3 separate regions of the Mus musculus genome follow, and all the other regions are linked to region 1. Evidence: chromatin loops called from intact Hi-C (ENCODE). Cell type or tissue: heart. All regions are shown on one strand.

Region 1 (2,500 bases):
ATAACCACACAATTTAAAAGAATACGGTGAATTCTTTTACAGATCTTCATTAGACATTTTAATATATAATATTTTAATGTTTTGGTTTTTCGTTTTTTTCGAGACAGGGTTTCTCTGTATAGCCCTGGCTGTCCTGGAACTCACTTTGTAGACCAGGCTGGCCTCCAAAGAAGGAAACTTTATGGTGGCAACAGTAAGAACACAAATATGTCATTGTCGTATGTAAGTTACCAGTAAGGGCTCAATGAGTTTTTGTGATCGTTTCAAAGGGCGGTCAGCACTCTGACATCTGAAAACGCAACCACCCGTTCACCTTTACAGAATACTGAGATAATTATGTTTGACTTACGCGTTTTGTTGTTTGGTTTTAGATTATGGGGTTTTTTTGTTTTTTTTTTTCGGGTCAGAGTCTCTATTTAACTCAGGGTGAACTTCGAAGTGCAATCCTCCTGCCTCAGTTTCCTGAGTTGTAGGCCAAAGGCATGTGCCAAAACACTCAGCTTAATAATTAACTCAATAATTTTTAGGAAAAACCTGACATTCCAACAACCATAGCGTATACTAGAACCTTTCCCGAGCTGCTCCACTAACCCTTTCTGTAGCCGCTGCTCAGTGCCGAGCTATTCAAACACTGAAAAGCAAACGAGTGAACACGCCCTAGAAAGCCCCACGCAAGCCTCAAGTCGCTGATGGCGTTCACTTGTTCTCAGAGGAAGCTTTAATTTTAACATTAGGCAAATCTGGCATTTCCCAGCTGTAGAGGCACAGAGCAGGAACCCTTCAAGAACCCGAGCGCTGGGAACCCCAGCGCAGGCCCGACCACGCGGTTCCGAGCAGCTGCGGTACAGCAGGGCGCTCGAGCGAGGAAGCAGGAGGGAAACATCCCGCAAGAATCCCGCACACCCCACGGCCAACTCACCATGGTAAGGAGCCGTACAGCTCCCGCCGGAAGACGCTCTGAGAAGTCGCATTTCTCAAGCGGAAGGGGCGGGCCTTCAGAATCCGATTGGTTGCAGGGCGAGGGGGCGGGACTGCGCATGTACCCTAGGTCGCCGTCTTTTTGTTCTCCGCCGCCTGGGAAGTGGGCGGATTAGAGCTGCTCTGGGCGGGGCTGCTCGCCCAGGGAAAGGGTGGGCATTTATCACCTTGGGAGGAACTTTGAGGTCTGTTCAAAGTCTTCTACCAGAGTGTGAGTTTATTACAGTTTATACTCCTGTTTTAAAAATGAAGAAGCAGGAACATTAAGAAATGTCACAGTAAGGCCGGGCAAGTCTCGCTGATTTCGAGGTCAGGCTCCTCGAGGTAGACTCAGCCTATGTTAAAAATACATTTATCAAATTCCCAACTGTTTCATTAAAAATAATGTCGCAGAAAACGCTTGGCTTAAGAACACAAGGATTCGAGTTAAATCACAAGAACCTACGCCGTCACGATGGCCACACCTGTTTGATCTCAGCACTCAGGAAAGCAGAGGCAGGCATATCCTTAGTGACTCGATTTCAAAAACCCAGGTGAACGTCAACCTTAAGTATAAGGTTGTTCTCTGGCCTCCACGAGCACTTTACTGGTGCACGTCACCGGTCAGGGTGCAGCATCGCCTGCGTACTATTCTAACGCTGGAGGCTGAGGCAGGAAGACTACACTACACAGCAAAACTGTCTCAAAACCAAAACGAACGAGTGAGTGAGTGAGTGAGTGAGTGAGTGAGTGAGTGAATGAATGAATGAATGAATGAATGAAAAGAGGTGATGGCTTTTCCTGACTCCAGTCATCCAAGTGGCTACTGCAGTTTAAGAGGATCTGACACCACCACCAGGTGGTAGAGCCCTTAGGCATGACACACAAGGGTTCAATTGCCTAAACTGGGTGCAAACCTGTAACCCTATAGATTTGGTAGCTGAGGTAGAAATATTCAGTTCAAGCATACTTGGGGTTTAGAGTAGGTCACTGTCAGCCTCCCCAGTTAGTGAGAGCATCTCAAATTTAAGGAAAAAATAAGCACTTGTAGCTGGAGTCCACTGTTTTGTATATGGTGCCTGTCTTGGGAAGCTGTGGCAGGACACTGAATTCAAGTCACACTTCACTACGTAAAGTACCAAAAAGACAGAACAATAAGAGAGGGATTTCTTAGGGAGAATACTTTCGGGGGTGGGGGGTGGGGGAGAAGGAAGGGTGAGACAAGGACTAAAATTTATTATATACCAGGAAACTGTCCAAGAATAAAATATTTTTAAAAATCTGAAGCATGCCTTAAGTCTTATATGTTTCATAAGCTAGTGTGGAACTCAGAATAGCTGACTTTGAACTGAAAATACTTGGCTTTATCCCATAACAGAGTTTTAAATCTCTACAGTTTCTTTCTTGCACAGTCATTGTAGCCTATAAAGATTGTATTTGCAGATCTTATCTTCTAGGCACTGATCTTAGTGAAATTGTATCCTAGTAAGAGACACATGCAAGAAGAAAAAAAATTCAGTTATTTGTAAGTAGAATGTCAAAA
Region 2 (2,500 bases), 56 kb after region 1:
CCTGCCTTCACTGCGAGGCAGGAGCGTTTGTTTTATCTTCTATGGTAGAATGATATATGCCTGTTTACCCAACTCATTCATTTAATATTTTTAACATTAAAATTTAGAAACTCGAGAGTGCCTTGGAATAAAATAAAAATAACAAAATAGTAAAAACTAAAGCAACTAGCGGTTGAAATACAGCTCAATAAAAAAGAAATCTTCAAGACTCACTATATTGGTAAAAATAATTCATGAAACTTCAGAATATGGCAAATCCGGCTCTAAGTATAAGGAGCTACTACTCCTTTCAAATCCAAGTCAACCCCCCCCTTTTTTTTTTCCTCTCCAAACACTACAGAACCCTTCTCAATGAAGTTTATACACAGCTGTTTCGATACCAAAACCTTTTGGAAGCCCAGCTCAGAGAAAGCAACACTGTTTACAGTGTTAGAAAGAATCCCGTGTGGTCGGTCACTCTAGGCCAACTGTCACTGTCACCAGCACGCCTGGGTGTCTCACGGGGACTTGGGTCATGCACAAGTGTGGGGGTGCTGAAACAAAGTCGAGTCAGGGCGCCCTGAAAGGGGTGAGGATCAACTAACTAGGCGTCGCACAGCAGGATCTGGCCTGTGGGGACTCGGACTCCCGAGGCAGATCAACTCCGGGGGTGCAGGAAAGGGACGCAAGTGGCGTCCTCCCAGGGCCGCCCGCCCCGGCCAGCCCGCCGGCCTCCCTCCAGCCCCCCAGTAGTACCTTTCTCTTCCTCGTCGATGCGCAGGGCAATGGAGATGTACTCGAAGGCCTGCTTGTGGAAGACGCGGACGCTCTCGGCCTCGCCACCCGGTCCGGGCTCTGGGGGCGAGGGCGAGGCGGGCGCCGGCGCGGTCCCGGAGCTCCTCTTGGCGGCCATGAGGGCGCGGGAGAAGCGCTGGCAGAGCCACGCGAAGAGGAGCCCCAGGTGGCAGGCCAGCAGGCGCAGCAGGGCGAAGCCGACGACCAGCGGGGACGAGAAAGAAGACGGGTTCCGCTTAGGCGGCGAGCCGGCCGCAGGGGCCGGGCCGGCGGCAGGGGCGGGGACCGCGGCGGGGGGCGGAGGCCTGGCGGGCGCCGGGCTCGCGCCGCCCGAGCCTTTCTTCTTCCGTCGTCCGGCCGGAGAACTCATTCACAGCTCCCACTGCCGCCGCCGCCATAACCCGCTTCCCGCAGACCGACGGCGACCAAGCGGCGGCGGCGGCGGCCACTGCCACTGCGGCGGCGGGGGCCCACGGAGCCGCTCGCGCGCCAGCCGGAGCCCGGGAGCCTGGCACCTGCACGCGCCGCTCGCCGGCCCCGCCCCTCGCTCCTCAGCTGCCCAGGAGCACAACCCCGTCTCCTCCTCCTCCTCCTCCTCCTCCCGCCGCGGCCGGTGGCTCCTGCCCCTCCTTTCCTTCTGTCCCCTGGGCCGCTGGCACCTCGCTGCGGCGGCCGGGCACGCGCACGTCCTCGGTGAATGGCTCTGGTGCGCGCGCGTACGCCGCCGTCTTTGTTGACCTGGGAGCTTGTGCGCATGTGCGGCATCCTCCTACCCCCCACGCCCCTGCTATGCCCCTTTCTCTGGGAACCTCAGTTCTGTAGGCGCGGTTCGGCTTGCGATGGTCCCAGGGGTTCGTCGCTCCGCAGGTTCTTCGACTTTTGAAGAATCGGAATAGGGAGCTTTGATAATAAATTTTTAAATGGGGGTTAACAGCGTTTGAGTGGCTTTACTAGTGCTCAGGTCTGCTGTCTCGCAGTGCGGTTGTTTGCCTTTGTGTGAGATGCTGACCTCCAACTCCTCTTGTAGCTGAGGAAGGAGGCCTTCAACTCCTGATCTTTCTGCCTCCGTCTCCCCAAAACTAGGATTACAGGTGTGCATCATCACTCCTATTGCTTTATATATCTTTGTTTTCTGCTGGTTGAGCCAATAGGTCTTTTGCAAAGGATGGCTGATCTGAGTTTCGTATCAGAGGCAGTGTGTAGCAATTTGGGTATGTTAGCTGAGAGGGAAACAAGTTGCAGAGACAAAGTTCAAGACATCCTAAAGGGAAAACTTTATTACCACGAGGACCACGAACCCTACTTTCAACTAACCTATTACACGTTTGTGTTATCTCAGGATTAGTTATGTGAATGCAGTCATTCTTGGGTTTTGCCTAGTTACCATACTTGGTAGAATCCATACTATCTGTGTGTGCACGTGGATGTGTGTATATGTCTTCACCATTTCTTCCTTTGGTAGACTATCTATCTACTCAATATTTCCCATATTCTAATGATCAGCAGTTGTTCTACAGATCCTGGATCACATAGAGGAAAACAAACCGTGGGCCAGTCAGACTCCTGCGAACTGGCATCTGGAAATAGAAGTTAGTTGAAATCAAAAGCTCTAAGAGCCAGTCGATGCCATCTGTATTCCCAGAGTTTTTGGATTCCTAGACTATATTGCCTATCCAATAAACTATTCAGTCTTTCCTCTTTCTCCCTCCCTCGCCCATCCCCCTCC
Region 3 (2,500 bases), 79 kb after region 1:
CCTGCCAACTGAAGGCTTTTTGGAAACATTTTGGTGTTAGCTAGGAGTCTGAACATTCCAAGAAACTCACTAGTAAGAAGTATTAGTAAAGAAGTTAGGTCCCTGACAGAGGTGGGTATTAAAGGCTATTTAGGGAGCTAACTAGGTTCAAGACAACTAACTAGTGTCTCTAGATTTGCAGCATTCCAACCTCTCCATACCCTTGAAATCCTAATCCATCAACAGTTACAATAATTACAGGAAAGCAGGCTCTCCTGGAACTCCCGTTCAGGAAGCTCTGGCTGGCGTTTGACCCTCTTTACCTCAGTCAGCCAAATGCTGGGATTTCAGACACCTGGCTTTAAAATGTAAAAACAAGCAAACACAACCCAGGTTGGAATCCATAATACTACAGTCTGGAAAGCCATTTCTTCTGTAGAAATTGAACCAAGATCCTTGGTTATCCCAGGAAAGCGCTCGACCATGAGCTGAACTCCTTATCCCTGGAAAGTAATTAAAAAAAAAAAAAAAAACTAATCTAGACATAAATGTAGAATAGTGTGAACGTGGTATCCTCATAGACTGCAGGGCTTGAATAAAAGCCGCCCAAGAATTCCCAAACACTCCTCCTTGTTTCCCTTTGGCCTTAAAAAAATTATATATGTGTGTATGTATACGTATATATGCGTGTTTTGCCTGAATGTGCGCGGAGCACACGCGTGCCTCGTGCCTGCGTAGATAAAAAGAGAGAGTCAGCTCCCCGGAACCGGAGTTAGGGATAGTTGTGAGCCACCATGTGGGCGGTGGAGACCAAACCTAAGTCGCCTGTAAGATTAGCCAAGTAATCAACCGCTGGATGCCCTCTAGCCCCTAGTAAAGCCTGAGCAAGAATCGCTCAGCAAGTGAGTGGCCTCGGTTCCTCGGGGACCGTCACTTCCAGGTGCCACGAAGGACTGTCTAAAGGAGAAAGATCTACGGCAGGGTGGAGCCGGCAGGTGGCCAGGCACCCCGCGCACCGCAGAGGCGTAGGCCCACTTAGGCGGGCTCGGGCACTTCTGCCCGCGGGGCCGCTCTGCGCAGGCGCGGCGGCAGCGCGACGTCCCTCACTTACGGCCGAAGCGGTTCGCGCTGTGAGTCGGTGGCGCCGTGCAGGGCACTTAGGAACCGACAGCCTTGGCGCGGGTAATCAGCTTCCCTGTCCTCCTCCTCCCACCGCTACATCCTTGGGACGACCTCCGAGCCTCGCGATGCGACGAGGACGGCCAGTCGGTGGCCCGACCCAGCCCGCGCGTCTGCTGCCCGCGGGGGTGAGGGGCGGGGTCCCGGGCTGGGCTGCACCGCACCGGGTCCTGGCGTCTTCCACTTGAAATCTCCCGGGTAACTAACTCGCGGCTCTTCTTGTTTTGCAAGACTGGTATCCGGTTGATTGCGGTTTGCAGGGTCCGCCATGGAGTCGGAGCAGATGCTGGAGGGACAGACACAGGTACCAGGAGGCCCTGGGTTCAGGGTGGCGGTGTGCGGGGAGGCAGCGCGGGACGGGCGGATGTCTCTCTCTGTGACTGTATTTTGTTTTCTAGGTTGCAGAAAACCCTCACTCTGAGTACGGGCTCACAGACAGCGTTGAGGTAACTCGCTCAGTTTCTCTGCCGCATGCATCTATGGGTCTCTTGAGAGCTGGAGAAAACTTAGGATCGGTTTACTAGGCTACTCTGCACGAGGGAACTCTTTGCTGCCGCGATCTCTCCGTAGTATCAGATTATAAGTGGCTTCTTTTTACTAGCATGCTAATACTTGGCTAAAAATAAAGGTACTTTGTAAATGAAAGATTAGATGATCCCGGAACCAGAGCTGGGAAGGTTTGGTTAGGAAAATGGAGGCTTCCCGGAGAAAATTTGTGTGTGAATGGGAGACTCGAGGGATTAAGTTCTGGTTTAAAAAAAAAAAAAAAAAAAAAAGGGCAGGACCACGTTTCCAAGAAGTTGTACAAACAGGTGTTAGAATTTATTCAACACTTTGCTGTTTGTGAGATATATACCAGGCTAATTTGAATGTATCTTCAGCTCCAGAATGCTTAAAGTTGAGTAACTTGTTCAAGGTCAGCGGAAAGTAAGCTTAGACATGTTTTCTTTTTTATTTTATTATTATTATTATTATTATTACTTGTGGGTGTGTGCGCGCATGCACACGCTCGCTCATGCATGTGCACTAGTGTGTGGAGATCAGAGGGCACCCTTACAGAGTAGGTTTTTTGCTTCCACCCTTAGGTGGGTTCTGGAGATGGAACTCAGGTTAGATGTGGGGGTAGCAAGCTCCTTACACACTGAGCAGTCCTGCCTGACCTAGAACTGACTCTTACAAAAGGATTGCATTGTATTTATATTTGTGTGATCTCTCTCTGTCTCTCTTTGCTTCTCTCTGTCTCTTTTTCTGTCTCTCTCTCCCTCCCTCCCTCCTCTCTGTGTTTGTGTGTTTATATGTATGTATATATATTTTTTTATTTTTTCTATTTTTTTCCCCCTGA

The links. Peaks named below come from ENCODE experiments on the same cell type or tissue, not always from the same donor. Only the 100,000 strongest peaks of a DNase experiment are listed, where the experiment ranks them.
Region 2: a loop joins it to region 1, with 2.1 times the contacts of the local background. A loop is called at or near these places in 12 of 42 quality-filtered maps.
Region 3: it touches region 1 in a loop (2.2-fold over the local background); 5 of 42 quality-filtered maps call a loop at or near these places.

What each region holds. Positions count from the first base shown.
Region 1 is chr17:74,394,088-74,396,587 of GRCm38, reverse strand. Slc30a6 (solute carrier family 30 (zinc transporter), member 6) reads right to left here and starts at 980. Exons shown (of 14, transcript NM_144798.6): 1 at 920-980. The coding sequence starts at 922. In heart, no CTCF peak of the experiment used is centred here; a DNase peak (open chromatin) is centred at 1,027; H3K4me3 peaks cover 1,777 bases; H3K27ac peaks cover 1,548 bases.
Region 2 is chr17:74,337,681-74,340,180 of GRCm38, reverse strand. Spast (spastin) reads right to left here and starts at 1,194. Exons shown (of 17, transcript NM_001162870.1): 1 at 736-1,194. The coding sequence starts at 1,144. In heart, no CTCF peak of the experiment used is centred here; DNase peaks (open chromatin) are centred at 1,000 and 1,490; H3K4me3 peaks cover 2,284 bases; H3K27ac peaks cover 2,249 bases.
Region 3 is chr17:74,315,006-74,317,505 of GRCm38, reverse strand. It overlaps Dpy30 (dpy-30, histone methyltransferase complex regulatory subunit), which reads left to right and starts at 1,073. Exons shown (of 5, transcript NM_001146223.1): 1 at 1,073-1,161; 2 at 1,390-1,462; 3 at 1,557-1,604. The coding sequence starts at 1,427. In heart, a CTCF peak has its summit at 953; a DNase peak (open chromatin) is centred at 1,065; H3K4me3 peaks cover 2,171 bases; H3K27ac peaks cover 1,986 bases.